Regions from separate parts of the Homo sapiens genome. Here all the other regions are linked to region 4. The links are chromatin loops, found by intact Hi-C in ENCODE. Cell type or tissue: Caco-2. All regions are shown on one strand.

The links. A loop is a pair of places that touch in the nucleus more often than their neighbours do. Peaks named below come from ENCODE experiments on the same cell type or tissue, not always from the same donor. Only the 100,000 strongest peaks of a DNase experiment are listed, where the experiment ranks them.
Region 1: a loop joins it to region 4, with 2.4 times the contacts of the local background. A loop is called at or near these places in 9 of 110 quality-filtered maps.
Region 2: it touches region 4 in a loop (5-fold over the local background); 3 of 110 quality-filtered maps call a loop at or near these places.
Region 3: a loop joins it to region 4, with 7 times the contacts of the local background. A loop is called at or near these places in 3 of 110 quality-filtered maps.

Annotation. Positions count from the first base shown.
Region 1 is chrX:110,083,784-110,091,783 of GRCh38, reverse strand. All of the region lies in intron 3 of TMEM164 (transmembrane protein 164), which reads right to left. Among named protein-coding and RNA genes, the nearest start is that of MIR3978, 5.7 kb to the right of the region's middle. In Caco-2, no CTCF peak of the experiment used is centred here; no DNase peak of the experiment used is centred here.
Region 2 is chrX:109,908,131-109,916,130 of GRCh38, reverse strand. No RefSeq gene overlaps it. Among named protein-coding and RNA genes, the nearest start is that of TMEM164, 91 kb to the left of the region's middle. In Caco-2, a CTCF peak has its summit at 4,955 (motif pointing left); no DNase peak of the experiment used is centred here.
Region 3 is chrX:110,119,201-110,127,200 of GRCh38, reverse strand. The region is part of intron 4 of TMEM164 (transmembrane protein 164); the gene reads right to left. Among named protein-coding and RNA genes, the nearest start is that of MIR3978, 41 kb to the right of the region's middle. In Caco-2, CTCF peaks have their summits at 1,538 and 3,493; a DNase peak (open chromatin) is centred at 3,640.
Region 4 is chrX:110,032,196-110,040,195 of GRCh38, reverse strand. The region is part of intron 2 of TMEM164 (transmembrane protein 164); the gene reads right to left. Among named protein-coding and RNA genes, the nearest start is that of MIR652, 19 kb to the left of the region's middle. In Caco-2, no CTCF peak of the experiment used is centred here; a DNase peak (open chromatin) is centred at 3,675.

The DNA of each region.
Region 1 (8,000 bases), 52 kb before region 4:
GGGCAAAGACTTCATGACTGAAACACCAAAAGCAATGGCAACAAAAGACAAAATTGACAAATGGGATCTAATTAAACTAAAGAGTTTCTGCACAGCAAAAGAAACCAACATCAGAATGAACAGGCAACCTACACAATGGGAGAAAATTTTTACAATCTACCCATCTGACAAAGGGCTAATATGCAGAATCTACAAAGAACTTAAACAAATTTACAAGAAAAAATCAAACAGCCCCATCAAAAAGTGGGCAAAGGATATGAACAGACACTTCCCAAAAGAAGACATTTATGTAGCCAAAAGACACATGAAAAAATGCTCATCATCCCTGGCCATCAGAGAAATGCAAATCAAAACCACAGTGAGATACCATCTCACACCAGTTAGAATGGCGATCATTAAAAAGTCAGGAAACAACAGGTGCTGGAGAGGATGTGGAGAAATAGGAACACTTTTACACTGTTGTTGGGACTGTAAACTAGTTCAACCATTGCGGAAGACTGTGTGGCGATTCCTCAAGGATATAGAACTAGAAATACCATTTGAGCCAGTCATCCCATTACTGGGTGTATACCCAAAGGATTATAAATCATGCTGCTATAAAGACACATGCACATGTATGTTTATTGTGGCACTATTCACAATAGCAAAGACTTGGAACCAACCCAAATGTCCATCAATGATAGACTGGATTAAGAAAATGTGGCACATATACACCATGGAATACTATGCAGCCATAAAAAAGGATGAGTTCATGTCCTTTGTAGGGACATGGATGAAGCTGGAAACCATCATTCTCCACAAACTATCGCAAGGACAGAAAACCAAATACTGCATGTTCTCATTCATAGGTGGGAATTGAACAATGAGAACACTTGGACACAGGAAGGGGAACATCACACGCCGGGCCTGTCATGGGGTGGGGGGCTGGGGGAGGGATAGCATTAGGAGATATACCTAATGTAAATGACAAGTTAATGGGTGCAGCACACCAACATGGCACATGTATACATATGTAACAAACCTGCATGTTGTGCACATGTACCCTAGAACTTAAAGTATAATAAAAAATAAAAATAAAGAAAGTAGGACAACTGCTGAGACTAAGCAGAAGCTATACAAGTATTCTATGTACTGCGCTATTCACTTTTCCGTATGTTTAAAAATTTCCAGGCCAGGTGCAGTGGCTCACGCCTGTAATCCCAGCATTTTGAGAGGCTGAGACAGGCGGATCACAAAGTCAGGAGATCAAGACCATCCTGGTTAATATGGTGAAACCCCACCTCTACTAAAAAAATAAATAAATACAAAAAATTAGCCGAGTGTGGTGGCATGTGCCTGAAGTCCCAGCTACTCAGGAGGCCGAGGTAGGAGAATCGCTGGAACCCAGGAGGTAGAGGTTGCAGTGAGCCGAGATTGTGCCACTACACTCTAGCCTGGGCAACAGAGCAAGACTCTGCTCAAAAAAAAAAAAATTCAGACTAAAAGAACATAAAAAACAAGCAAGTAAAGAAAAAAAAAAAGATAAGTAGAACAGGGGGGCTTGGCTGGCTTTGCCTGCGGACACAAAGATAATTCCCTGGTTGCAGCTGGTGGTTTCCCACTTCCTTGTTCTGAACCAAATGGGGCCGCACAACCACAGAGACTGCAGAATTTTTTTTTTCCCTGTGAAATTCAGGAAGTTGGCAAATGCCCCTATCTGGAAGGTACTCAACTGGTAAAAGAGGCTACCTATCTAAAGGCAATTTTCATTCTGAAATTTTACTTATCTAAATGAAAGCAATTTTCTTTCCTTGAGACCCAAATTCTAACAGTGAGTACACAGATGACAAAGTGTCAAGACAAGGATAATGCTATACGCTACTACTAACAATTATTGAGTTCCTGGTATATGTTAGATTTCATGCTAAGAAATTTACATGGGTCATGTCATCTAACCATTTTTACTCAGGAGGGTCATTACTATTAATAGCATTCTTTTACAAATGAGGAAATGGAAGCTAAGACTTTAATCTATGCTCAGGATCACAGAGCTAAGAATTAAGCAGAACCGCAACTATAACTCTAATTCCACTGTACTATTCAAGATCCCTTCAAAACATGTCTACCCGATAAATCAAATGCTGAATTGAACAGAACAGTGTTTAAATACATTATATTATGTTCATCCAAACAATGGAATACTATGTAGCCATCAGAAATCATGTTAAGAATACTTAATTAGATGGGTAAACAATCCCGTTATATTTTAAATATTACAAAGTATCATATGTAGAATGATCTTTATTTTGTTTCTAAAAATGGTGGCTCACGCCTGTAATCCCAGCACTTTGGGAGGCTGAGGTGGGTGGATCATGAGGTCAGGAGTTCAAGACCAGCCTGACCAATATGGTGAAACCCTGTCTCTACTAAAAATACAAAAATTAGCCGGGTGTGGTGGCAGTGCCTGTAATCTCAGCTACTCGGGAAGCTGAGGCAGGAGAATCGCTTGAACCTGGGTGGCAGAGGTTGCAGTGAGCCGAAATCTATACCTACAGAAAACTAAGAAGAAATTATACCAACATATTAACAGGAATTATCAGTTATTATTATTGTATTCTTTATTGCTTTCTATAATATTTTATTTCTTTTCCTTACAATTAGCATGGATTACTTTTATAATGAGAAAGAAACAGTTCTGCTTCTTCATTACCAACTGCACAGCTCCTATCTAACTTGCCCAAATCTTATTATGCCGTACTGCTTTCCCCCAACCCCTGCCCTTTGGAATTGCTTTTGACAAATATATAGCACAGTAGATTCTTCACTTGGATAAAGTAAAAAGAGGCCCAAAATAATCAGTCCTCATTCCTCTGCTGAGTACTGCTTTCCATGTTTCCACAGATGGGAAAAGTTATCTGAATCTTTAGCCTTTCTTTTACCCAATGGTGACATACATCTAAATACATGCTTAAAGCCTAGGAGAAGGAAAAAAAATAAAAGCAGTCCCTGCTCTAGGAACTTTCAAAGAGAACTTCTGGGAGACTTGGAGAAGATAAAACTGAGTATATGTAAAGGTAGGCAGCTTCTATTTTATGTCGAATGGGAACCTGTGAACAACCCCAAAGCATCTTCCCTCTTCTAAGAATTAAGGGAAGAATACACATAAACCGAAGGCAGAACCTGACAATAAGGTGGCTCCTAGGAAAGCAGATACCTGAGCAGCATTCTGAATAAAAAAGAGAAACTGGTCTCCCTGAATCGCTCTTTACTTACTGTGGTTTCCTCTTTCCCCTTTAAATCTGCAACATTTATAAGCAGAGCCTTCTCTCCTTTGCCAATAACTGAGTCTTAATAAGGCTGCTCAGGTCAAAAACAACCTCTCAACTATCTTTTTCAGTGATGAGTCCAACGCTAAGCCAAAAAGCAGCCACCTCCGAGGTGAAGGTGCCAAAAGACTGTCCCTTTTTAACTGCATATGACCCCAAACTAAGTCTCAGTTTAGAATCCCTCAGGTTCCAGAGCAGCTGACCAGATGAGCACTGGGAAAGGGGGTACTGAGATGCTAAAATCATTCCAAGACATTTAAACTCAACAGGTTCAAACTGAGTCTATCTCATGACCTCAGAGCAGTCCTAGAGACCTGAGGTCTGAATTTCTCCCTGGGGAAAGTCATGCTATTTAAAAATCTGAGAGTATCATAAATGAAATCTAGAAAAAGAAAGGGCCATGGGGATACTGCACTGTCATCATATCATGTGGCCCAAAGGCCAACAGGATATCAGTTTTGCAATGCCAAGATCACGTGTCAGGCTGCCCCAGTTCCTCATGCCCACCCCCATGCTTCCCTCGTCTACCTTGGCTCACATGCAGCCTACAGTCCTCTCTCCATCCAGCAATGCACCTCCTGCTCTCTGCAGCATAGATGAAATTTCATCTCATCCCCTTCAAAAGCTTCTTTAGACTGAGTCAGCAGATATGACCAAATAATCCTATTTGCATCACAGATCCACTCCTTTCCTGGCACACATGAAGATGAACAACTTTAGGGTTTCAGTGGGGAGCAGAGGGGTACTGTACACTTTCTGGAGCAGAGGGATGTGTGTCAGCGCTCTGCTATGCCCTTTTCTTACCCAAGGCGGGGTGAGGGAAGAGTTTCCTGCCATTTAAACCATACCACTCAGTGACTCACTCCATGAGTTCCCCCACCCTTGATACATACACATGGATAACCAAGCACATTAAGTGCTGGGTGTTCAGAATACAGCTAAACTGTCTGATTACAACCCAAAGCCTGGAAAACCTTAATCTCTGTTCCCTTTTCCTTCATGTATTCCTTCAAGATATCCCAACTCAGAGGTCGAGGCTACAGTGAGCCATGATCACGCCACTGCACTCCAGCCTGGGCAACAGAGTGAGACAGTTTCAAAAACAACAACAACAAACAAGAGAGCCCAACTCAGAGAAAGTCTCAAAAGGCTAGTTTCTCTAAGAGGCTCCCAGCCCATTGTGAAATTCTTAAGCCCAGGTCTCTAGCTGATAAGGAAGAATCTTAGGCTGGAGGCTGTATAAACAGTTGACTCAGACTGATGACTGCTCTTTTATTGAGTAAGTGTGCTGTGGTTAATAACTAAAATGCTAGGATCTTCTAGTCCTGGGAAGAGCTCAGATCAACTACCAGAAGCATCACTAGTCACCATTTGTACTACAAGCAAAAAGAAATGACTGGTTAGCTTTTGTTTCTGATATGAACACTTCTGACAGCTGCAGAGGTTTCTCAAGCCTCTAGAGAAGTAGAAAAGCCCTACTCTGATCCTTATGTCAAAGAATGTGAATGTGAACTCTTGTGTATCTCCATCTGTAAAGATCATAAGATGACATCACTAGGATGAATTGTAGCTTTCCAAGATCTCACCATCCCCATTATGGTATTCCTCTTAAATACTCAAATGTCTCCCACTGCCTTCTAGCTTATTAACAGAGTCACTGTCCTACTGTACATATGTAATTTCTTCCTCTCTCTCTCTGCCTATGCTAGATCTAATTCCTCTAAACTCAGAGTCAGCAAAATATGGTTTTTCTGTTTTGGCTTCTTTATTGGCATGATTTTATATATATACACACACACACACATATATACACACACACATATATATATACATATATATACACATATATACATATATACACATATATACATATATACACATATATACATATATATATAAAATTTTTTCCAACTTAACTGCTTTTAAGTGTACAGTTCAGTGCCATTAAGTACATTCACACTGTTGTGTAACCATGACTGCCAGCTATCTCCAGAACTTTTTCATCTGGTCCTCCTGTTTATGTAAATAAAGTTTTATTTGAACACAACCACACTAATTTGTTTGCATTTTTCTGTGATGCTTTCATGCTCCAACAACAGTTAAATAGTTAAAACACAGAGATCATATGGCTTGCAAAGTCTAAAATATTTACTCTCTGGCCCTTTACAGGAAATGGTTGCCAATCTCTGCTCTAATCTAAAATATACACTGGATTTCTACTTTAAAATAGCACTTGGCTAGCAATCACTAACATAGCCTCTCTCAATTTCCCACTCAAATACCTATCAAGATATAGAAAAAGATAAAATTCCCCAAACACTGAAAACTTAAACTGATGGCCAACTTATTACCAGGATCTGGGAGAAATCTCCATTAACAATAAGCCTAATACTGAAATGAGAAAAAACAATCTGGCCAATTCATGCAGCAGCCCACAGAAACCTAAAAGAAGATAGGAAACATTGAGTCCTTCCACAACTGTCAGCCTCATGGCTTAGAAGCCAAGAGTTCATCTAGAAACTGGCAAACCGGACATCCATTTGGACTACGTGGTTACTACTTGCAGAGGAAATCAGCAATTCTCAAAACTGGTCTACATTCACATGGAGACTCTAATTCCCCAAAATCAAAAGGGCAGAAATGGCAGAATTGGTACTGGCACACTGTGTGCTAGGAGTGGGAGCCCTCACAAGTAACACTCAGGTAGTAACACATGTGGGAGGCTGTACTGTTTCACATAGTTTATCTGGTTCAGAGCATCTGAGAACATTGTAGTAGGGGTAGACGATTCCATATGGGTCCAGCAGAACCCACTAGATGAGTAGCTGACAGACACTGTGAAACAGGTTAAAAGCTATGTGTATCAACCTGCCTGCCAACAATGGAGCTGAAAAGGGTTCTAACCAATATGAGAGAGAATCTGAGCTTGAGGATAGTCAAAGGCAATCTACATACCCTGTATTTGATGAAAGACAGATCCTTTTTTGAATATTCATAAACCATACAAAAAACCTGACCAGGCATGGTGGCTCATGCCTTTATTCCTAACACTGGGAAGCCAAGGTGGGAGTATCACTTGAGGCCAGGAGTTCAAGACTGGGCAACACCGCAAAACCCTGTTTTAATATATATATATATATATTTTTTTTAATTAGCCAAGCATGGTGGTGTTTTCCTGTAGTCCCAGCTATTTTGGAGTCAGAGGTGAGAGGAACACTTGAGCCCAGGAGTTTGAGGATTCCATGAGCTATGAACATGCCACTGCACTCCAGCCTGGGCAACAGAGCAAGACCCTGTTGCTTTACCAAAAAAAAAAAAAAAGTTCATATGAAAACCTCTGGCAGCACAAGGAAAATGCATATCACTCTGACAACTCAGAGGAAACAAAAACGTCTTAATTTTGTGTATAAACCAGAAGAAATATTTTAGAAAACTGTTTACATCCTCAATAGAATGAAAGAAAACATGGACTCTATGAAACAGGTATAGAAAGCCACTAGAATAAAACATTGAGAAGGAAAGACAACCTAGGGTAAGTAGCTCAACAGAGCTAGAAAGAAATACAGAGAAATTAACATTGTAACAAAAATAAATAAATTTCACATTGGAGACAGCAGAGAGCAAAATCAATCAAATTAATAGTATGGAAGCCAAATCTGAGGCTCTCCCAAGCATGCAAAGGAAAAGGAAAATTTATCTTAGAAAGCTAACAAAGATTGATATTAGGAAATCTATAATATAATATACCAAATGGGGAGATCAAAGTAGAAAACACAAATGAACCTCTTAATAGATTCCTAGAAAACATCAGCTAAACTCAACAACTATTCTTTATTTTTGGAGACAGATCTGACTTTGTCAACCAGGCTGAGTGCAGTGGCACAATCTCGGCTCACTGCAACCTCCACCTCCTGGGTTCAAGCGATTCTCCTCCCACAGCCTCTCGAGTAGCTGGGATTACAGGCATGCACCACCATGTCTCTCTCTCTCTCTCTCTCTCTATATATATATATACTATACTATATATATATATACTATATATATATACTATACTATATATATATACACTATATATATATACTATACTATATATATATACACTATATATATACTATACTATATATATATAGTATTTTTAGTAGAGATGGGATTTCACCATGTTGGCCAAGCTGGTCTCAAACTCCTGATGTCAAGTGATCCTTCTGCCTCAGCCTCCTGAAGTGCTGGGATTACAGGCGTGAGCCACCACACCTGGCCAACTATTCTTGATTTTTGTGAGGACTTGATAATTTAAGAATAAGGTAATTCCCTAATATTATAAAAAACATCTAACTTAAACCAACAGACAACATCAGAGCCAACTAATATGAACCATTAGAAACATTTCTATTAAGTGAATCACTAGAAACATTTCCATTAAAATCAGAAGCAAGACAAGGACTCCTGCTAGTACTGCTATTATTTAACATTATCCCAAAAGATCTAGCCAATACAATCAGGTTTGAAAGCAAAACAGCAGTTTTGTTCTTTAAAAGGAAATAAAGTTATCATATGGGAGCTGGTGTGATTAATTTCAAAAATAATCCAAGAGAAGCAACTGAAAAACTATTAGAAATAAGAATTAAGCATAGACACACAAAATCAAAAATTTTCCTACCTACCAGTAATAACTAGTTTGAAAATATAATAAATATC
Region 2 (8,000 bases), 120 kb after region 4:
TATAGGCCTTGGTGTTGAGTACCAGCTCCTCTTCCCAAACAGAAGCTTTGACCCCCACAGAGTCAACTTTTTGAGATGCAGATTCCTTGGTGGACTTCATTGGAACTGGGGTACTGCTTGACTGCTTAATCCTGACATTAACCTAATAGTTAGGTGGGCACACCGTTAACAGTGCTTACTATGTGCCAAGTATTGTTTTAACTACTTTATGTATGTCAATTTGTTTAATTATCCCCATTTTATGGATGAAGAATCTAGTTACCCACATCACGGTATAGCCCCAGGCTGAGCTGAAATAGGCCAGATCAAGGAAGAGGTAAACCAAGATGCTCAGCTTCAGCTATCTCTGGACTCCAGGAAAAGCCCTTCTTTTTGATGAAGTAAGTTATTGGGGCAGGAGTGTTTGGAGCAGGGGGTTTCAGGTCAGAGAAACTTTTTTGGTTTTTTTTGAGGCGGAGTCTCGCTCTGTCGCCCAGGCTGGAGTGCAGTGGCGCGATCTCGGCTCACTGCAACCTCCACCTCCCGGGTTCACGCCATTCTCCCGCCTCAGCCTCCCGAGTAGCTGCGACTACAGGCGCCCGCCACCACGCCCAGCTAATTTTTTATATTTTTAGTAGAGACGGGGTTTCACCGTGTTAGCCAGGATGGGCTGGATCTCCTGACCTCGTGATCCACCCGCCTCGGCCTCCCAAAGTGCCGGGATTACAGGCGTGAGCCACCGCGCCCGGCCAGGTCAGAGAAACTTTTAAAATATCACGCTGGAGCCCTTGACTCTTTGCTTTTGGGGGCCATCCAAGATGGCACTCATTAAGCACTAGATGGCGCCAAATGTGGCCTTGCATTGTCCTCCTTCTTGGATACAGAAAAACCTCAGAAATCTAATTTAATGACGACCCAATCCCCCATAGGCTAGGGAGCAATGAGAGCAGATTGCCATTTTAGATGGTAACAGTGTGGAAACTGCTGTAATCTCAGCTCCTCTATTAAACTCTCCAGGCATGCATCAGTATCCATATGCTGGGCAGAGAGCACATCTGCTTGGAGCTTTCATGGCACACCATGCCTATCCTGTGGCATTCTGCCCATTAAATCACAGGTAGGCGAGAGCAGCTCATCTTCTCCACCAGACTTTCAATTTCTCAATGGAAGAGATAGAACTTTGTTTATATGATACCTCCTATGGCTTTTCAACTTTTAGCACGGTGCTAAGTTCACAGTAGTCCTCAATATTTGTCGAGTTAATGAATAAAGGAATGAAGGCATTTTTCCTAGGCATAGCCTTTGTTCCAGCTTAACTCTTATTTATATTTGTAACCAGACTAACCTCCCTAATTAGAAGAGCATCTGTTGCTTTCTCTAAGGCCAAGTTAACAAAGAATACATGTAGGAGGGCTAGATCCAGTTAGTTCAATTCCACAAGTGTTTAGTAAGCCTTCTATGAATGTAGTATTGTGTCATGCTCCCTCTTAGAACAGACATGAGCCTAGGCAATTCAAAGGTTTTAAAAAATCATATTTCACACCTACAAAAGGTATGAACAGTAATACGACAAACAGCTATGTGCCCATGACCCAGATTCAAAAATAAGACATAAACAGTACGCACAGTTCAAAAGGCTCTGAAAATCAAAGGCTGTTTGTTTTTTATTAGTTTGGCATCAAAATGCTTTTGGCGACAAAACCAAACCTGAACTATTTCATAGTCTTCATCTAGCCCACTAAGTATAATAAATCATACATTTCACTGCAGAAATGTTAATGTGTTTGCTTATGGGGTTTTGCCCCAGGCCTCACTAGGTATGTTATCTAATGTCTAGTGTATGCTTGTGTCACCTTTCTGAAATCCAAACAATTCTGAATTCCAAAACACACATGGCAACAAGGTTTGTAGGTAAGGCATTCTAGGTCTGTGGTCTATTGGGCCGCAATTTCGGGCTTGGTTACTAAACGGTGTTGCTTAATGTTCCCCAAAGGAAAGAAGTGGAGGGGAAATGGAAACATTGCAACGAAGAGCGTCTGATATACCTCTTTATCCTCTTCATCTCCTCAGGCCCCAACCCCACATCTCTTCCTTAGGCTTCACCTTTTATATATATATATGTGTATATATATATATATATACACACATACATATATATACATATATATTTTTTATTATACTTTAAGTTCTAGGGTACATATGCACAACGTGCAGGTTTGTTACGTATGTATACATGTGCCATGTTGGTGTGCTGCACCCATTAACTCGTCATTTACTTTAGGTATATCTCCTAATGCTATCCCTCCCCCCTCTTCACACCCCACAACAGTCCCTGGTGTGTGATGTTCCCCTTCCTGTGTCCAAGTGTTCTCATTGTTCAATTCCCACCTATGAGTGAGAACATGCGGTGTTTGGTTTTTGGTCCTTGCGATAGTTTGCTGAGAATGATGGTTTCCAGCTTCATCCATGTCCCTGCAAAGGACATTAACTCATCATTTTTTATGGCTGCATAGTATTCCATGGTGTATATGTGCCACATTTTCTTAATCCAGTCTATCATTGTTTGACATTTGGCTTGGTTCCAAGTCTTTGCTATTGTGAATAGTGCCACAATAAACATACGTGTGCATGTGTCTTTATAGCAGCATGATTTATAGTCCTTTGGATATATACCCAGTAATGGGATGGCTGGGTCAAATGGTACTTCTAGTTCTAGATCCCTGAGGAATCGCCACACTGTCTTCCACAATGGTTGAACTAGTTTACAGTCCCACCAACAGTGTAAAAGTGTTCCTATTTCTCCACATCCTCTCCAGCACCTGTTGTTTCCTGACTTTTTAATGATCGCCATTCTAACTGGTGTGAGATGGTATCTCATTGTGGTTTTGATTTGCATTTCTCTGATGGCCAGTGATGATGAGCATTTTTCATGTGTCTGTTGGCTGCATAAATGTCTTCTTTTGAGAAGTGTCTGTTCATGTCCTTCGCCCACTTGTTAATGGGGTTGTTTTTTTTTTCTTGTAAATTTGTTTGAGTTCTTTGTAGATTCTGGATATTAGCCCTTTGTCAGATGGGTAGATTGTAAAAATTTTCTCCCATTCTGTAGGTTGCCTGTTCACTGTGATGGTAGTTTCTTTTGCTGTGCAGAAGCTCTTTAGTTTAATTAGATCCCATTTGTCAATTTTGGCTTTTGTTGCCATTGCTTTTGGTGTTGTAGACATGAAGTCCTTGCCCATGCCTATGTCCTGAATGGTATTGCCTAGGTTTTCTTCTAGGGTTTTTATGGTTTTAGGTCTAACATTTAAGTCCTTAATCCATCTTGAATTAATTTTTGTATAAGGTGTAAGGAAGGGATCCAGTTTCAGCTTTCTTCATATGGCTAGCCAGTTTTCCCAGCACCATTTATTAAATAGGGAATCATTTCCCCATTTCTTGTTTTTGCCAGGTTTGTCAAAAATCAGATAGTTTTAGATGTGTGGTGTTATTTCTGAGGGCTCTGTTCTGTTCCATTGATCTGTATCTCTGTTTTGGTACCAGTACCATGCTGTTTTGGGCCTTTGACAAAATTCAACAGCCCTTCATGCTAAAAACTCTCAATAAATTAGGTATTGATGGGACGTATCTCAAAATAATAAGAGCTGTTTATGACAAACCCACAGCCAATATCATACTGAATGGGCAAAAACTGGAAGCATTCCCTTTGAAAACTGGCACAAGACAGGGATGCCCTCTCTCACCACTCCTATTCAACATAGTGTTGGAAGTTCTGGCCAGGGCAATCAGGCAGGAGAAGGAAATAAAGGGCATTCAATTAGGAAAAGAGGAAGTCAAATTGTCCCTGTTTGCAGATGACATGATTGTATATCTAGAAAACCCCATCATCTCAACCCAAAATCTCCATAAGCTGATAAGCAACTTCAGCAAAGTCTCAGGATACAAAAACAATGTGCAAAAATTACAAGCTTTCTTATACACCAATAACAGACAAACAGAGAGCCAAATCATGAGTGAACTCCCATTCACAATTGCTTCAAAGAGAATAAAATACCTAGGAATCCAGCTTACAAGGGATGTGAAGGACCTCTTCAAGGAGAACTACAAACCACTGCTCAAGGAAATAAAAGAGGATACAAACAAATGGAAGAACATTCCATGCTCATGGATAAGAAGAATCAATATTGTGAAAATGGCCATACTCCCCAAGGTAATTTATAGATTCAATGCCATCCCCATCAAGCTACCAATGAGTTTCTTCACAGAATTGGAAAAAACTTCTTTAAAGTTCATATGGAACCAAGAAAGAGCCTGCATTGCCAAGTCATTCCTAAGCCAAAAGAACAAAGCTGGAGGCATCACGCTACCTGACTTCAAACTATACTGCTAGGCTTCACCTTTCTTTCAGCTTCTGGTATGCCCGACTCAGTTGTAGCCTTCTCTTACACAAACATTTTGTGCCAACATTTCTATATTTGTTTCAGCTCCGCTCTCTATCCCCCAGGTTCCATGCCTCCCTCTTCCTACCTCTGGCCCAGCTTTTCCGTGTCAGTTTTGAGAGTCCTTCTTTCTCACCCGCCCCCTTTATCTTTCTGCCTACTATTGATCTTGGCCCCTTGAGTCCTGAATCACCAACTCCAGGCCCAGTTCCCCTTCCTATTCATCCTTGAGGCAGCTCTTTCTCTCCAGGGCCATTGAATTTTTCATCTATGTATAACTTTCTCTCTTTTTTCCTGTTCACCTTCCAGTTTACTTCTAAAATAGGCATATTTAAGTTAGAAAGTAGCCAATTTAAAGTAAATACTGAAAGAATATATGGTGATTTGCTATGATATGGCTGAAAAATCATGATGGGAATACTCAAATCATTATGGGAACCTTGTTCCCTAAATTTTTTTTTAGAAAACAAGGAATTTTTTTGAATGATGGGCCATCTAGTGGCGAATGGAGGATGACAATTTTTCCAGCCTGAGAAAACACAATGGATCTTTAAAAAGAAAGGCCTTTTAAACCCTTAACCTCATCACCCTAACATGTACAAAGCACTAGTCCACAAAAGAGTGTATACAACAAAGGTCATGTCCCATCTGGGACATAGCTGGGTGAGATATGTGACTTTATCCTGGCATTGCTCTGTTTTTGACAGATGTATATGTATATGTATATGTGAATGTATACGCATCTCAGATGACTTCAGGGCCAAATTTAGAAACTCTGAAAATCCTCTTCACAGGCATCTCAAGAGCCTTTTCACCAAGACAAGGTAAGTGCCTGTCTTGTGTCATGCCTTTATTCTGGGAAGCCACATTAAGAGAGAATTAGTGCTGTGCAAGGGAGGAAATTGCTGTCTGAGATGGTTTTCAAACTGTACCTCTCAATTTCATAAATCAAGTCTCCCAAACACCCAAGTGAAGACATTTCAATTGATAGTCATTTATTCATTCAGCTTACATTTATTGAGCCACCAAATAGAATTCTGAGACTATTGTGATCCTATTAATAGACAACCACATATTTACAAAAAGAAATCTATCACCTAGTTAAGAAATATATACAGTACAGCTGAGCACAATCCAGATATAGGGAATTTCGGGAATCCCAGAAGTGTGCATCACTCCCATGCACTTCTCTGCAAGCTGCTCAAGTTAGAAATTTTAGTTGGAGTAGCTACTAGATGTATAGTATCAGATAACCTTCAGCAATTATTCCTTGTTGAATTAGCAGAGCAGCTGATAACTACTGTTTACCAGTAAAAAATATTATGTATGCAAATAAGTACTTGAAGGGCTTCAGAGAGGTCTGCCTTCAGAGTGACCAACCATCCTGGTTTGCTTGGGCCTGTCTTTTTGCACCAAAATCATGCATCCTGGGAAACCTCTCGGTCCTGGGCAAACAGGTAAAGTTGGTCACTGTAACTGCCTTAGAGTCTTCAGATGATTTATCCTGAGCAAAAGATCCACCATGCAAGCAACGCTGAAAAAGAAAAAAGTAATAATCTAAGCTGTGTTTGAGTGATTGCTAAATTAAACACTTTTACAGACCGCCCTCAAAACAATTCTACTAGGCAGATACTATTATTATTCCCACTTTGCAGATGAGGAAACTGAGGCACACAGAAGCAAAGAATTTGACAGAGATGACTTAGCTAGTAAGTGTCAGAAACAGGATTTGAACACAGACCAGTGTAGTGCTAAAGCCTGCATCCTCAAGCAGCATGCCATGCTTTCACTACTCAGACAGAGTGCTCACTCACAGCAGCTTTTGGGCTGTCAAAGTTCATCCCTGGTCCCAAGTAATTCAACAGGGGAAATCCCACGTTTTCAAAGATCTTGGTATTTCCTTAAAACATTTTGACGTAAACTTCAAGATCTTAGAAGGTTAGACAAATATTTTTCAAGATGTGATTTTCCATTTACTTAATTCTGAATCACATGGGGTGCTGACTTAAAGAAAAAAGAACACAAACTTAAGCTCTAATTCAGACCTATTAAATCAGATTGTCTGGGGATCCATATTTTCAACAGGTGCTCAAATTGACCTGGGTGCATAGTAGTTTGAGAACTACTGGGTTAGAAGTTTCTGAGAGATCAGCCAAGTTCAAAGAAATTAACTTCATTCACTTTCTCATTCTTGCTGTCTTCTTTTCCTTCTCTCACCCTACCAAATGTGAAAATATCCCCAAGTTTCATTATTCTGCCTTCTACATGGCCTTCTCTCTCTATTCTCTTCCTCAGAGGACTCCATTATTATCGCTGCCTAGTACATTATATGAGGAGCTGTGGAGACTTAGGTCCTACTTCCCATTGTGCCCTCAACTTTACAACATGGAGCAGGTCAGTTCCCCTATCTGAACCTCAGTTTTCTCACCTATAAAATGGTTGGAGCTGCGAATGTGCATTTTTAACAAGTTCCCCATACAATTTTAAAAAATCTCTTCTAAACTCTGAGAATCACTAATAAAAATGTATGGTAAATCCCTTCTTCATTGCAGCAAACTTAGTATCATGATCTTAGCTTCTCTTTTTCCCCAGGAGTATTTCTGTGCACTTTCACGTGCTGTCAGCTAGTGTGCTTAGATAATGTAAATTTATTTTATTATTGGCCAAGCACAAAAAAATCCAAAAGGTAAATATGCTGCAAAAAAAAAAAAAAAAAAAAAAGTGTATCCAGTTCATTTCCAAGCCAAACAGAGATGACTTTGGATTTGGCACAGTTTTAGATTACCTATGACTCTGATCTTCTCCATTAGAGTGAGTAATTGAAAGCTAGCTGTGTGTGCGCTTACAGAAATTATTTTAAATTGTTCATATTAAATAAATCTCAGCCTCTGGTGCTGTCTATAAGAAATAGTGGTAAGAATATTAATGAGCGCTTTCCCTAGAATGAGAATTTATAACTTATAAACAACCATGAAGGCTCCTGTTTTCATTCTCACAAATTAGGGAACTGATGAGAAGGGGCTTGCATTATTCAAGGCCAATGTCAGACAAGGGATAAGAACATTAGTTCACATTTACTAGGCACTTACAATGTATGTCTTAGTCTATTTTCTGTGCTTTAAACAGAATACCACAGACTGGGTAATTTATAAAGAACAGTGCATTTGGCTCACAGCTCTGGAGACTGGGGAGTCCAAGAGCACTGCACCAGCATTTGGCAAGGGTTATCCCATGGCAGAATACATCATATGGTGAGCAAGAAAATTGAGACAAAACTTATCTTTTTATCAGGAGTCTGCTCACATGATGACTAACCCATTCTCATGATAACAGCATTGATCCGTTCATGAGGGCAGAGCCTTCATGACTCAATTACCTCTTAAAGGTCTTACCTCCCAATACCGTTACATTAGCAGTTAAATTTCAACATGAATACAAGATTAATGTACACAAATCAGTAGCTCTCCTATACACCAACAGTGACCAGAGAATCAAATTAAGAATTCAACACCTTTTACAATAGCTGCAAAATAATAAAATATTTAGGAATATACCTAACCAAGGAGTCGAAAGATCTCTGCAAGGAAA
Region 3 (8,000 bases), 87 kb before region 4:
CTTGCTAGGACGAGACTCTGGATGGTACTTCCTCAGGACAGCTCTCACCATGCATCTGCCAACAGCACCCCCTGGTCCCTGCTCCATATGGAGAGCTGCCATTCCCTTGCTCAAAACTGGAAACAGAAGGCACCTTTGGCCCAAGTTACAGTTGACCTCTGGCCTAGTTTGGAGACCAAGACACAGTTATGTACAGTGCATGTGGCATAAGGCACAAATGGGAGTTGCTCAATTCTTTCAGCACCACCTAGTTGACCTACAAATTGACCTTCTCTTCAATCAGTCATATATTGAACACCCACTCCATGAAGAACCTTATGTTCTTCCCACCAACACCACACACACACACACACACACACACACACACACACACACACACACACACACACAGGAGTGGCCCAGCCAGGAAATAAACCTAGAAAATAGATTTATTTTCTAGAAAATCCCTGAACCCATCCTCAACAACTACACTAAGGTGAGATTTGCTGGTTGCCAAGTCCCATCCACATGTAAGGAATTCTTATTAGAAAAGGTTGAAAAGATAGGAAACACATGTAAAATCTAAACTATAAACTATAAGGGCTAAAAGACAGGACAGAAGCAGTGTCCCAGGAGATCGCTAAAGCCCTCTGCATGGATTCCTATGTTTCCATTGTTTGTGCTCCACTGTGGGCCTCGAGAAAATAGACGTGGAGAGCAGGCATTGATATCCCCTTAGAAAAGAATCCTGAAAGGCAGTAGGCTATGGATAAGTCTCTTTCCCAGCCAAAGCAAGCACAAACTCTCCAAATCACTGCTAAAGCCAACAGTCTGTAACTGTCCCAGAGCAGGAGATGCTGTGAGTCCAGAGGTGGGTGTTCCTCCTGCTTTGAGACTTACTGCCTTTGGTGGCAGGGAGAGATGTGCTCTGGATCAGGAGGAGAGGGGTGGCAGGATTCCCTCGTCCTTCTGTCAGCCCTATCTGTCCCCAGAGGGCAGCTATAGGATGACTCCCAGAGGGCACCTGTGAGCTGGGCCAGCAGCAGAGACGAACCAGGCAGCTTCTGGAAGATTCGTTCTCATCTCGTCCTCTCCATCCACCAACCAAATAGCCATTTCTAAGTTATTGCCATCTTAGAAAAACACACTCCTGGTCTAGATGAGCATGTTCAGCTTCACTGGAAGCCCCCCGCCCTGCCATTTGAGCCAACATAATTTACAATTCCCAGAAATGCCTGAGAAGCAGTGTATGCGCTTCTGCTGCCAAGCCTGGCCGGTTTTACAGATTTTCATTTAGCAGGTGTCTGTTGCTAAATCAGTAGCAGCTGCTAATTGCTTTGCCTCTCAAACCCTCAGACAGAATGAAACATCTGGTGTTCTCTCACTTCAGGTTAAAATCAGGTACCTTATCACGTCTCCTTTGAGTTCCATTTTTATTAAAAAGCTTTCAGCTGATGCCTGGAACTGGCAGCAGAGAGCAAGACCATTCCTGAACAATGGGAATGTTTCTAACACGATGTAGTGAGCCTGCCTCATGCCTCCAAACTCCGTGCACAGAAACAGAGTCACTCAGACCATTCCCCACAAGGTGGGGCTTTAGGCCCATGAGCCCAGGGAACCTGAGACTTCATCTCCTGAGCCAGGACTCTGGGGGCCCCCAGCCCTTTGATTGCAGTGCCCCTTCTTGCCCAGAATACTTTCTAGTATTTGCAACCCCCACCCGAGCCAGTTCTCCTCTCTCCTCCAGGGGAACTGCAGGGGGAAAAAACTACATACAGTGGAGGAAAATTACCAGGACGCCATCATCTGCAGCTCCACTTCCCAGTTCATACCGGTGCTCTCTTTTCAGCCACTTTGAAAGTTTTTTTGTTTTGTTTTTGTCGTTATTCCTCCCCGCAACAATCATTTCGCTGGGCTCCAAATCTGCCTCTTGATTCTAAGTCAAAGCCATTCTCAAAAGCACCTTAATAGCAACTCAAATATTTCCTATTATTATTAATAAATAATCTTAGCTAACCTTTATTGAGCATTTACTACTTTGTATCAGGCATTGTGGTAAGCACTTTACATGCATTACCTTATTAAAGATTCAGGAATTGTTATGACCGTCCTCATTTTACAATGTAAAACAGGCTCTGAGACAGGCTATTGATGCTGTAGAAGGAAGACTGGAACAGTGATTTGGCTAGATTAAAAGCCTGGGCTCTGCTGACTAGGTATCTTTGATGATTTTAAGGAATTATTGCTAGTTATTATAGGTATGATAATGGTATTGTAATGTTTATTTTTTACTGTGTCCTTACATTTCAGACATGCATAATGAAATACTTACAGTTAAAATTACATGAGATTTTCTTCCAAATAATCCAGGGATAGGTGTTTGTGTTGGGGGTGGAATGGATTTGTGGTGGAGTGAGGTGTATTGTTAAAAAGAAAAAGATGGGCTATGTGGTGACAATCATTGAAACTGGGTGACAGATGCATTAGGGAACATTTTTTCTACTTTTGTGTATGCTTTCAATTTTCTACAATATAAAATTATATACATACACTCCTGTTCTTATCCACTACATCATAGGACCTCCTAGCTTACGAAGTTTTTCCACCCCAAACTCCTTTCCTGCGTTAGCTCCTCTGGCCGGATCCTACCACCAAAGCTTCCTCAACTGGCACCCATGCAGTACCGGGACCCAGAAGTGATCACTCTTTCCTTGGACTTTCTAAAGAAACCCTCAGTTTGCCCTAAAGTCTCAGTTCACTCCACTCAAGGTCCTAGGCGTGTGGGACCTAAGGGGAGGTTGGCAGGCCACCTGTTGAGGTAAGAGATGGGCCTCAGGAGGAGCTCTGCCTACCCCCCGATTCTTTTTATGCAATGGAAAACTGAATTCATCTTGCCAGTTGGCACCCAACAAAGGATTATTTCATTGAATCCTCATAATAACTATGATGTACCTTTCTCCCTCCCTCCCTGCTTCCCTCTTTCCGTCCAGCCAGCCTGCCTTCCTGCCTTCCTGCCTGCCTGCCTGCCTGCCTGCCTTCCTGCCTTCCTTCCTTCCTTCCTTCCTTCCTTCCTTCCTTCCTTCCTTCCTTCCTTCCTTCCATTTGTTATTACAGGTTCTCACTCTGTCACCCACGCTGGAGTGTATGGCATGATCATGGCTCATGGTAACCTTGAACTGTTAGGCTCAAGTGATCCTCCTGCCTCAGCCTCCCAAGTAGGTGAGACTACAGACACATACCGCCACGCCTGGCTAATTTTTTAAAAAAAATTTTGGTAGAGACCGGTCTCACTATGTTGGCCAGTCTGGTCTCAAATTCCTGGGCTCAAGTGACCCTCCCACATCGGCCTTCTGACTAGCTGGGACTACAGGCACATGCCACCATGGCTGGCTAATTATTTTATTTTTTGTACAGACAGGGTCTCACTTTGTTGCCCAGGCTGGTCTCAACACTTCGGCTCAAGTGATCCTTCCTCCTGAGCCTCCCAAAGTGTTGCAGTTATAGGCGTGAGCCACCAGGCCCAGCCAGTGATAGAGGTAATATTTCTGTTGTACAGATGAGGCGATTGAGCAAAGTTCAGTTGCTTAAATAACCCTGAAGTCTCTTGCTCAGAGTGTCCATTAACCAAAGGCATCTCATTCAGTACTTATGCAACAGGGGAGGTGGAAAGAGCACTGATGTGGAAGTCAGAAGACCTGAGTGCTGAACCAAGATCTGCCAATCACTGGCTATGTGGCCTCAGGCTAGTCAATCCCCCTGGGCCTTATCATCTGAACACTATATTGCTCATTTTGCTTTCTTTCAACTTTGCTTTCCAGCCCTTTTCAACATTCACACACACACACACTAATCCCCAGAAGATCTTGTTACAATGCACACTCAGTTTCAAAGCTTTCTACAAAGCTACAGCAATCAAGACAGTGTGGTGCTGGCATATGGATAGACATATAGAGAAATGAGATAGAACTGAGGGTCTAAAAATAAACCTTCACATTTATTTTTCATTGATTTTTAGAAAGGATACCAAGATATTTCAATGGGGATGGATAGAAGAGTCTTTTCAACAAATGGTGCTGGGACAACTGGATATCCACATGAAAAAAATGAATTTGGACCCCTTCCTCACACTACACATAAAGATTAACTCAAAATGGATCATAGACCTAAATGTAAGAGCCAACACTATGAAACTCTTAGAAGAAAACAGTCATATATCTTCATGATCTTGGACTAGACAACAGTTTCTTAGATGTGATACCAAAAGCACAAGCAGCCAAATCAAAAATAGAGAAATTAGACTTTATCAAAATTAAAATATTTTGTGCCTCAAAGGATACAATCAAGCAAATGCAATGACAACCCACAGAATGGGAGAAAATGCTTCAAATTATATATCAGATAAGGGTTTAATATCCAGAAAGAACAATTATAACTGAACAATGAAAACAACCCAATTAAAATTTGGGAAAGGATCTGAAAAGATATTTCTCCAAAAAGACATACAAATAGCTAGTAAGTACATGAAAAAGTGTTCAACATCATTAGTTATCAGAGAAATAGCATTCAAAAATCCGAAATCTGAAATGTTCCTGAATATGAAACTTTTTTTATCAGATATTTTATTTTTTTATTTTATTTTATTTTATTATTATTATACTTTAAGTTTTAGGGTACATGTGCACAATGTGCAGGTTACATATGTATACATGTGCCATGCTGGTGTGCTGCACCCATTAACTCGTCATTTAGCATTAGGTATATCTCCTAAAGCTATCCCTCCCCCCTCCCCCAACCCCACAACAGTCCCCAGAGTGTGATGTTCCCCTTCCTGTGTCCATGTGTTCTCATTGTTCAATTCCCACCTATGAGTGAGAATATGCGGTGTTTGGTTTTTTGTTCTTGCGATAGTTTACTGAGAATGATGATTTCCAGCTTCATCCATGTCCCTACAAAGGACATGAACTCATCATTTTTTATGGCTGCATAGTATTCCATGGTGTATATGTGCCACATTTTCTTAATCCAGTCTATCATTGTTGGACATTTGGGTTGGTTCCAAGTCTTTGCTATTGTGAATAGTGCCGCAATAAACATACATGTGCATGTGTCTTTATAGCAGCATGATTTAGAGTCCTTTGGGTATATACCCAGTAACGGGATGGCTGGGTCAAATTTGAGTATTAAAGAGATGCTCAAAAGAATGCTCATTCAAGCACTTCAGATTTTCAGACTAGGGATGCTCAACTGGTAAGTACAAAGTGCAGCATTCCAAAATCTGAAACACTTCGAGTTCTAAGCATTTTGGATAACGGATACTCAACCTCTACGACATCACACCCTCTAGAATGGCTATAATAAAAAAGACACAATAACAAGTGGTAGTGAGGATGTTGAGAACTTGGAATGCTCATACATTGCTGGTGGACATATAAAATGGTATAGCCACTTTGGAAAATAGTCTGGCAGTTACTCTAAAGTTTAAACACTGAGTTATCATTTGACCCAGCAATTCTACTTCTAGGTACATACTCCAAAGCAGACAAACAGATAGCTTTATACAAATGTTCATAGCAGCATATTAACAATAGCCAAAAGGTAGAACCAACCCAAATGTACACTAACCGACAAATGGCTAAACAAAATGTGATATATAATACAAAGGAATATTATTCAGCCGTAAAAAGGAATGAAGTACTGATACATGCAACAACATGGATGAACCCTGAAAACATTCTGCTGAGTGAAAGAAGTCAGTCACAAAATGCCATATTATATGGTTACATTTACATGAAATGTCCAGAATAGGCAAATCCATACAGACAGAAAGTAGATTAGTGGTTTCCTGGGTCCAGAACAAGGAAAGAAGGAATGGGGATGATGCTAATGTTTATGCAATTTCTTTTCGGGGTGATGAAAGTGTTCTAAAATTAGACTGTGGTGCTAATTGAACAACTCTGTGAATATATTAAAAACCACTGAATTGTATATTTGAAAAGGATAAACTTTTCATTTGTAAATTATATGTCAATTAAACCCCCTTTACAAAAAATTGTGACTGAAGTCAAAGAGAGAACAAGGCAAGTGCTCATTTGTGTAGTGCTTTTAACTTTCCAAAGCTCTTTGTTATCTTTTCATTGTTATCTTTTGGTATCTTTTCTTTATAACTTGTCTGAAAGGTAGAGAGGGTAAATTTTACAAATCCCATTTGAAAAATGTGGAAACTGATACTTAATATGGTGAAATTAAATCCTTCAAAGCCCCAAGCCCCAGCCAGTGGCAGGGCAGAACTAGAACAAGGTGTACAGCAGAGCTGCCCTGGTTGCACACATTGGAATTGCCTGGAGTGCTTTTAAAAAATGAGTATGTGCAGAAAGATAACTACCACATGTTCTCACTTATATGTGGGAGCTAACAAAGTTAATGTCATAGAAAGGGAAAGTAGAATGGTGGTTACTAGAGGCTGGGGAGGGTGGAGATAGGGAGGTTGGTTAACAGATACAAAATTATAGCTAGATCGAAGGAATAAGTTATAATGTCCTATAGCCATGTAGGGTGGCTATAGTTAACAATAATGTATTGTATATTTTCCAATAGCTAGAAGAGAGGATTTGAATGTTCCCAACACAAAGAAATGATAAATGCTTGAGGTGACAGATATGCTAACAAGATTGATTTGATCTTCGCACACTGTCTGTATCTAAATATCACAATGTACCTCCAAAATATGTGCAATTATTAGGTGCCAAAAATAAAATGATGTAAAATTTTTAAATGAGTGTGTATTGAAAGTGGCTCTGGGGATACTAATTGTGCAGCCAGCGTTGAGAACCACTGATCCACAGACTAAGGAGTGGAAGCACTCACTAGATAAGGCTTCTATTGCATAAAGAAACACTGCTTGAAGTAGTGGCTCAAGGTGGAGACAGAAGACATTGGGTAAGACTGCCAGACGCTGTTCCTTCTAATGTGATTTTAGGAAGACAGGGCCAAGGCAAACAAGGGCCAAGGCAAACTAGTAAGCTCTGGAGGCAAACAGGCTGCTGCCTGGCACTCACTGCTGCCACTCCCTAAATGGGCTGAAGGGCTTGGGCCTACTGACAAACCTAAAAGGTCTGGACATTTTATTTGAAAACCCAAAAAGGAGTGGGCCCAATTCACCTGTCAGGAGGGAGAAAAGCAGATTGGCCAGTTCCCTAATCAAACAGGCTGTCACTGAAACAAATGTGAAAAACAAAGGCAGTGTTGGTCAATGTGGATAGGAAAGCCTGCCTGGGAATTTTAATCTCACTCAGCAAGGCTAATGCAGAAACAAAGCCCCCTTCACATTACCGCCACTGAAAAGCTCAGGGAGTTGGGGTCAAAGCTCTAAAGACTAACATCAACAAGGGCATGCACCTCCTCAGTGTTTAGGATAATAGTAGTAATAGTAGTAAAAACAACAGCATCTGACATTTATTGGTTATCTCCTATGCGCCAGGCCCTGGGCTAAGTGCTTACCACACATCATCTCCGTTCAACCAAGCACCATTTTACAGATAAGAAAATTAGGTCAGCAAGGTTAGGTATCTTACCCAAGGTCACACAGCTGCAGGTAGAAGAGCCAGCCATAAAACCATGGACCAGCTGGTTCAAGGATTGGTACTTTTGACCACTACACTATAAACTCTTAACATCTATAAAGAGACAAAAAGACTTCCAGAATATGTAACAAACAATGTTAATAGTTGTTACTGCTCAATGATTTGTTTTATTCTATTTTTCCCTCCCCTCCCCTCCCTTCCTTACTTTCTTTAAGAAATGGGGTCTCGCTATGTTGCCCAGGCTTGTGTCAAACTCCTGTGCTTAAGTGATCCTCCTGCCTTGCCCTCCCAAAGTGCTGGGATTACAGGTGGGAGCCACTGCACCTGGCCTCCATTTTTTTCTGTTTTGAACATATATCACTTCTGTAAAGAAATGATACATAAATGTATAAAGACAAAAGGCACAAAGCCGCCACCTTTTTTTTCAGTGTCCAGAAAAAT
Region 4 (8,000 bases):
GATTTAACATATAGATTTGTATCATAAACAGTTTTTCAAGAGTATCTTCTCATTCTAACAAAAGAGATAGCAACAGAGACAAGTAAATTTGGAGAGAATGCCTTAGAGTTGACTCTTAGAAGGAAGCCCACTTAACATTTTATTTTAATATCTATGAATGAGCCAGCACTGCCCCTATTCGCTAGAATCCTCATTAGGGCAGTAGACATGGAAACACCCTCAGCCTTGCTCAGGGATTTTGAAGACAATGCTCCACACCCTCACCCTCTGAGCCACCCCCAACCCCTTATCCACACACATCAAACATACCACTCTCAGAAAACCTTGCCCCGGCAGTACAAAAATTCAATATCCAGACACACTGAATCCCTAGAACAAAATCTGCTAAATGAAAGCTAGTTAGTTTTATAAGGAAAGTGATGGCATAACTGATTTCTGGTGTTATTTCTGAAGATTAAAAGATCAACTGGAAAGCTTTCCTTAAATCAGGCCAACAGAGCATCCCAGGGTGGGGGAACATGATGCTTAAGTATGGAACACAAGGTTTCCTTCACTCAAAAACAATATCCATCCCCCGCCCTCACTCCCACACTGCAGAAAGTAGAGGCTATTTTCCTGGGAATGTACTCTTCAAAAGGCTAGCAGAAGGCTGTCATCCATTCATCCATCTATCCCCCATTCCTACCTTCAGACAGGACAGAAACCTCTCCAACAGGGTGGCAATTGCTTTAGATTTCCTTGGCAAAGGCCGCTCTCGAGTTTTCCTTACTCATCCAGCTCTCGAGTTTTCCTTACTCATCTTGACCTAAGAATCCCTCTGTCAAGAAAATCTGTCTCCTTAAATCCCTCACACCCAATGTCTCTTGCCCTGAGGATAAATATCTTCAGCTTCAGGAAGGCAAAAGCAAGCATGCTGAGGGATGAGATAAAAGGATATTGGGACAATGAGCTTAACCCTGTGGTTGTTACAAACATAAATGACCTGCTTTAATAATAACAACTACCTTTTATTGAGTCCTTACTGGGTCCCAGGAATCATGCTGTACAGACACTCTCTAATCTTTACAACAACCATGCAAGGCAAGCATTATTATCCCCATTTTACAGACAAGTAAACTGAGGTTCAAAGAAATTAAGAAACTTCCCCAAGTTCAAACAGCTAGCAAGTGATAGAACCAAAATTCTAGTCCACTAGTGTCTGATTCCAGTAGTATCCATGCCTCAACCCTTAAACTATACCACCTTCATGATCAAAAGAGAAACCAAATATAATTGATTTTTGTAAAAATCTTAAGTGTGAAGCTCAAAGTAGTTTTTTAAAAAAAATTCCCCTTCCCCCCCGCCCCATGGTAACTCAAGACAAGAACTTTTCTCTTTCCTTGAATTGAGCATCAGTGAGGAAGCTGCTTCACTATGCCAAGGGAGAAGTGCTACTCACAGTTACCTAGTTGTCTCTCAAGAGCAGGAGAGAAGGTGAGGTGAGGTATGGTGGGGTAAGGTGGGGTAAGGTGAGGTAAGGTTGGGTGAGGAGTGGTGATGCCAGGTGAGGTGAGGCCCACACAAGGCACTGGCCCCTGTCAATTATGAGTGAGGTGGAAGGGGCACTCAGTTCTCAGTTGCAAGATCTCCTGACACCAGGAGATTTAATTGTCAGTTGTGTCCCAAAGCCCCTCCAGGGTCAGGGTTTCTGAAGACTTACTACGTATGATTTAAATGGAGCATGTTTTCCCAAAAGGGAGGCTGTTCCTCAGCTGGACCATCTCCCTGAGCCAAAGTGGGCATGGAGGGTGGGAGTACAGGTAGGGTAGAGAATGAGGGTGGCTGGGTTAGCTGGGCATGTGGGAGAGTGTGAGAAGAGAGAGAATCCCTTTAATAGTGTTTTTCTTTTTCTTAAAAATGAGTCCAGGCCGGGCGCGGTGGCTCACGCCTGTAATCCCAGCACTTTGGGAGGCCGAGGCGGGCGGATCACGAGGTCAGGAGATCGAGACCATCCCGGCTAAAACGGTGAAACCCCGTTCTCTACTAAAAATACAAAAAATTAGCCGGGCGTAGTGGCGGGCGCCTGTAGTCCCAGCTACTTGGGAGGCTGAGGCAGGAGAATGGCGTGAACCCGGGAGGCGGAGCTTGCAGTGAGCCGAGATCCTGCCACTGCACTCCAGCCTGGGCGACAGAGCGAGACTCCGTCTCAAAAAAAAAAAAAAAAAAAAAAAATGAGTCCAAAGGCTGTTCTTTAGGAATACGATAGTTAATGATTAAGTCCATGTGCTAAGGTCACGATGCAGTTATGGAAATATAAGCAATCTAATAAAGGACGGAGTGAGGGCAGTAAGGAGTAGGTAGTGGGAAGAAATATTAATTCAACTTAATTGAAAGGTTCAACTTAATTTAAAGGTTAAAAAATGAGATTGAAAATATTCTCCTAACAGTAAAATTAGAAATTTGCTATCGGCCCTTAAAGGAAGCAGGCAAGTGAGAACAGAATGAATGGGCTCCCAGATTGTTTCTGAAGAGTCAAAGAGCCATTCAAGACACACCTTTCAAGGTACCAGGGTCACAGATGGCAATTTTGCCTGTGGCTAAGCAGAGGTGACTGGCCTGCCTCCTGTCACATAGGCGGCCATTCTCCACAGCCCCCCAGCTACAAGCCCTCCACAATATATGGTGGTGTATATCTGAACCACAGGAAGGCACACAATAACTGGAAGCTAATGCAAAAATAAATCATTTGTGTTTTCTGATGTGGCTGGGTTTTGATGGAGTTTGTGAATCACTACTGCCCAACCCTATCCACTGAAGGAGGGGCCAATAACTCACATCCTTTCCCAGCAGCTTCATACGCCTGGCAAAGGTGACCTTGCAACACCACACTCATCTATCACTCCTCTTTTCATGAATCTTTAATGGTTCCCTATCACCAATCGTATCATGTCCATATGTCTCCTCTAGGTATTCCAGCTTATTGTACTCTGCCTTTATCCTACCAATCTGGCATCATCTCCCTTTTCTCACAACATACACCTCCCGCTGGAATCAGTTTCCATTTTGAACCAAACTTATGGCTTCCCCTCTCTCTCTCTCTCTCTACGGCTCTACCAGGGTCTAGACTGCCTCTCCAAAATTCCAGAAAACTACAATGTCAATGTTACTGTGGGTCACTATACATACCCAGCTTCTTTTGGCCATAAAAAAGAGACCATAACTTTAAATATTCTACATTATCCTGCACTGTCCCATATGGTTACCACTAGCTACATGTGGCTATTTAAAGTATTTAAAATTAGTAAAATGAAAAAAAAAATCAGTTCCTCATTTGCAGTAACCACATATACAGTGCACAATAGCCACATGTGGCCACTGACTACCATATCAGACAGTGCAGATATAAAACATTTCCATCATCACATAAACTTCTACCAGATACACAAGAGAATAGCCTAACATATGCTAAAATTGTTTTTTATCACTACTTGGAAAATTTGATGATTCAAATTTCACAAAAAAGAGTGACTAGGACTTATAGATACAGCCCATCTTAAGTAACCAGCAAAGCATCTCTTATCAGTGATCCCAATCCGTTCTGTAAACATCACAGGTAATTGCAACATCGAATATTTTGAAAGGTCATCTGCAGCAGACCTTAGGCACCTTTCAACATAGCTCTGATAGGCTAATCAGCCCATTGTACACTAAGCTCTCTACTAGGCTCTGGGAGTCAATGCAAAGATAACATTACCCAGTGTCCATGCCATAGGCATAAAGCCAGTACAGAGATAACCAAAAAAAGGGGCAGAAAGACATAAATACCACAAGAGAGGTACACAGTGCTACAGGGATTCAAAGGCAAGAGATCATATCGAGTAGGAGGAACTAGGGAGGACTCCACAGACAGGTACATGAATACAGATAGGATTGAGCCCTAAAGAATAAGTAGAATTTTAACAGAAGGAGCCAGAAAGATGAAAGGGGGTAACTGCATGAGGAAAAGGAGAAGCAAGTTAGGGCCCAAGGTACATTTATGAAAAACTGAGCCAAAGAAGAACTATGTGATCCCATTCATCATTCAACAATCATTTGAAACTTTTTCTCCAATCACCTTAACAAAGAATTACACATTAACTTAGATGCCATTTTTTTAAAATTTGCTTTAAAAAAAAGATTTTGCTTTAGTGACAATATCTGATGTTGGTGAGGATGAGTTGGAAGAGGCTCTCTCTGTCCCCACTGCTAGTAGGAATGTACATAAGCACTACCTTTTTTAAAAAAAAACAACAAAAAAAGAGATATTAAGCTCCTTAAAAACATCCATACCCCTGTCCTGGTAACTCCACTTCAAGGAAAGTGACCTACAAAATAATGTGAAACACAAAGATTTGTACAAGAGTAAACTTTTTAAAGTTTATAACTGCAAAAAAAAAAAAATAGGAGCACATTGGGAGGCCGAAGTGGGCGGATCACTTGAGATCAGGAGTTCGAGACCAGCCTGGACAACATGGTAAAACCCCATCTCTACTAAAAAATACAAAAATTAGCTGGCCGCGGTGATGGTAGCCTGTAGTCCCAGCTACTTGGGAGGCTGAGGCACAAGAATTGCTTGAACCTGGGAAGCAGAGGTTGCAGTGAGCTGAGATCGTGCCACTGCACTCCAGCCTGGGTGACAGAGCAAGAATCCATCCCCCCTAAAAAAAAAAAAAGGAAATGGCTAGGTAAATTATGATCCAGTTACATACAGGATGGAGTACCACATAGGCATTAAGAGTTATGCCAACAAGTTTTAAATAACACAGGAAACGTTTATGAGGATGCTTAGTGAAAAAAATCAGGTATAAAATTGGCAATATACAGTATAGACACAAGCATGTAAAATAATGTGAAGAGAAGAAGGAGAATAAGCAAAAATGTTAACATTTTTGTGGCAAGACTATGAGTGATTTTTATTTATTTTTTTCATTTCTTTTTTTAATTTTATTTTATTATTATTATACTTTAAGTTTTAGGGTACATGTGCACAACGTGCATGTTAGTTACATATGTATACATGTGCCATGCTGGTGTGCTGCACCCATTAACTCGTCATTTAGCATTAGGTATATCTACTAATGCTATCCCTCCCCCCTCCCCCCACCCCACAACAGTCCCCAGAGTGTGATGTTCCCCTTCCTGTGTTCATGTGTTCTCATTGTTCAATTCCCACCAATGAGTGAGAATATGCGGTGTTTGGTTTTTTGTTCTTGCGATAGTTTACTGAGAATGATGATTTCCAATTTCATCCATGTCCCTACAAAGGACATGAACTCATCATTTTTTATGGCTACATAGTATTCCATGGTGTATATGTGCCACATTTTCTTAATCCAGTCTATCATTGTTGGACATTTGGGTTGGTTCCAAGTCTTTGCTATTGTGAATAGTGCCGCAATAAACATACGTGTGCATGTGTCTTTATAGCAGCATGATTTATAGTCCTTTGGGTATATACCCAGTAATGGGATGGCTGGGTCAAATGGTATTTCTAGTTCTAGATCCCTGAGGAATCGCCACACTGACTTCCACAATGGTTGAACTAGTTTTATTTTCTATAGCAGTGTTCAGCAAACAATAACCCGCGAACCAAACGTGGCCCACTGACTGATTTGTATATAGTTTTAGTAGAACACTGCCACACACATTCACTCACATACTGGCATTATCTGTAGCTGCTTTTGTGCTTCAATAGCAGAGTTGAGTAGTTGTGGCAGACACAGCATGGTTCACAAAGCCTAAAACATTTACTATCTGGCCCTTTACAGAAAAAGTTTGCCAAATTCTTTAGTTTCCAAATTTTCTATAATGAGTATGCATTGCTTTTGCAACCTTTTTCTAAGAGGTCTATTTCCACATCATGAAGAGCCTTAAGGAACAGCTCACCAATTCTGGATTTTATTTTGTAAGTAACTGAGAGCACTAGAAGTTTCCGAGGAGGGTAGAACATGATCTGACATGATGCCAACTAGTAAAACACAGAACACCAAGTCACATAAGAAGGTGAAATTTAAACTATATGCCAGGCAAATTCTATTATTCATCAAACAGCTGTGATTCTGGGTCACTTCTCTGTTACAGGAGAAGGTTAGCCTAAGATCTGGCTTATTATTTTCAGTCTTCCGCCTCTGAATGAACTCTATGACATGGCCTCCTCCCAGTATTAATGACCAATGGAATTTTTCCCTCCAAAGAAGTTGGGTGGGCGGTGGGGCGGGGGGGAATACAAATTTGTGAGTTTTGCCTGCAGAGGCAGTTTAAAAGCTGAGGGTAGTTATTCCTGTCCTCTTGGAGTCAGTCCTCCATTTTCCAAGCTTTTCCCTGTTTCCTACTTTACTGTACTGTTCTGGAAGTATAAGGGGAAAACAGGAAGATGGTACTGGGTAAAAGTGGGGATCAGGGAAAAGCAAAAAAGGAGAGATTAGAAAGTATCTGATTCTCTGCCTCAAGAGCCCTCAAGGAGTCCTTAGATCTACCCACCCTCAGAACCCGATGAAGAAGACCCTGAGACCTATCCCCAGTGAATATGGGCCATCTGTTTGGTTTTACCTTTAGGAAAAGGAAAGAGCTATCTTTCTAAGAGAAAGCCTCTATATCCACAAGCTTCCTCCAGATGCTAGATGCCTTTGCTACCTGCCTGATACCTACTTCCCCAGGGGAACTACAAATAACCAGTTCATACAAATGACTGTTTACTCATTCTCTCAGGCATGAACACAGCCAAAGGATAGAAATGGTCTGAAGTGTAGTTTCTTTTCAAATAAAACATACTACCAATCACAAAGAAGATTAATCACCTACAGAATGAGAAACTCCAAACTACCATCATCAGGTTTGGATGGCATGAAAACACAGTGAATAGGTCTCTGGGTTCTTTTTTTCCTGTAAAGAAACGACATTTTTTGCATTCCAGCAAATTTTGGCTGTGAATTTCATTTGGGCACCTTATAAAATGGAACAATTTGCATGTAATTCTGCTAGCTTTTTTTTCTTTGAATTTATTTATATTGTCTTCTATTGGTTAGAGACAGTGAGAGAAGAGACAGAATGCACTGAGGTGCTCAATTATTTAACAGATCCTACTTAACATTTTATATTTTAACATAAACCCGTGCCAACAATTGTTCTCATGAGCTTTCTAAACCATTAAGCTACACTGCTCTCCTTCTTCTAAATCAAATATAAGTAATTTGTTGTCATAGCAATGCTTCTTCCTACTCCAAAACAGTTCAATACATGCTTTGTTTTAGCCGGCAACTATCTGTCTACCAAAATTGGCCATAATCTTCCATCTCCTTGACAAATGTCTTATTAAATTTAGCTGCCTGGCTTTTACAGTCATCAGGAGACTGTATTTCTATGGCACTTTCTAGCACCTGTACAGGAAAGGGGCTTGCAGGACCTCTCAGGAACTGCCTGGAAGCATATCACAGCTAAGTCACTGGGTGACAGCCAATCTAAGTAGTCATGATGACAACAATCCTTGGCATTATTATTCAGCTTTACAGTTTATCGAGTGCTGTCATCCACTTTACTGTATTTGAGGTAGTACTAGATGAAGCTTATATGCTTCAATTCCCTGCATCAGGTAACTAAGGTGCACATCAGTAGTTAGTTATGTTCTGTCCTTTATTCTCTGAGTTTTGAGTTCTGCTTTTCTATGCTTTTCACGTGGTATATATTAAGCTAATGAAGGCAATTAACTAAGCTTTTAGAACTGCAAAAAAAAACAACAACAACAACAACAGAGGCACAGGATACCATTGTGTCAGTTCCTTGTGCAATGGACCACTGACAGATATTAACTAAGTGTTTAGACAAACACACAAAGCCACACTGGAGAGTCAGGGCCAGTATTAAAGCTAATCTCATATTTATAGGGCATGTTACAGTTTACAAAGCCATTTCACAAAAATGATCTCATTTGAACTATACCTCTTGTCCATCCATCACCCCAACACACATAAACATAGCTAGATCAG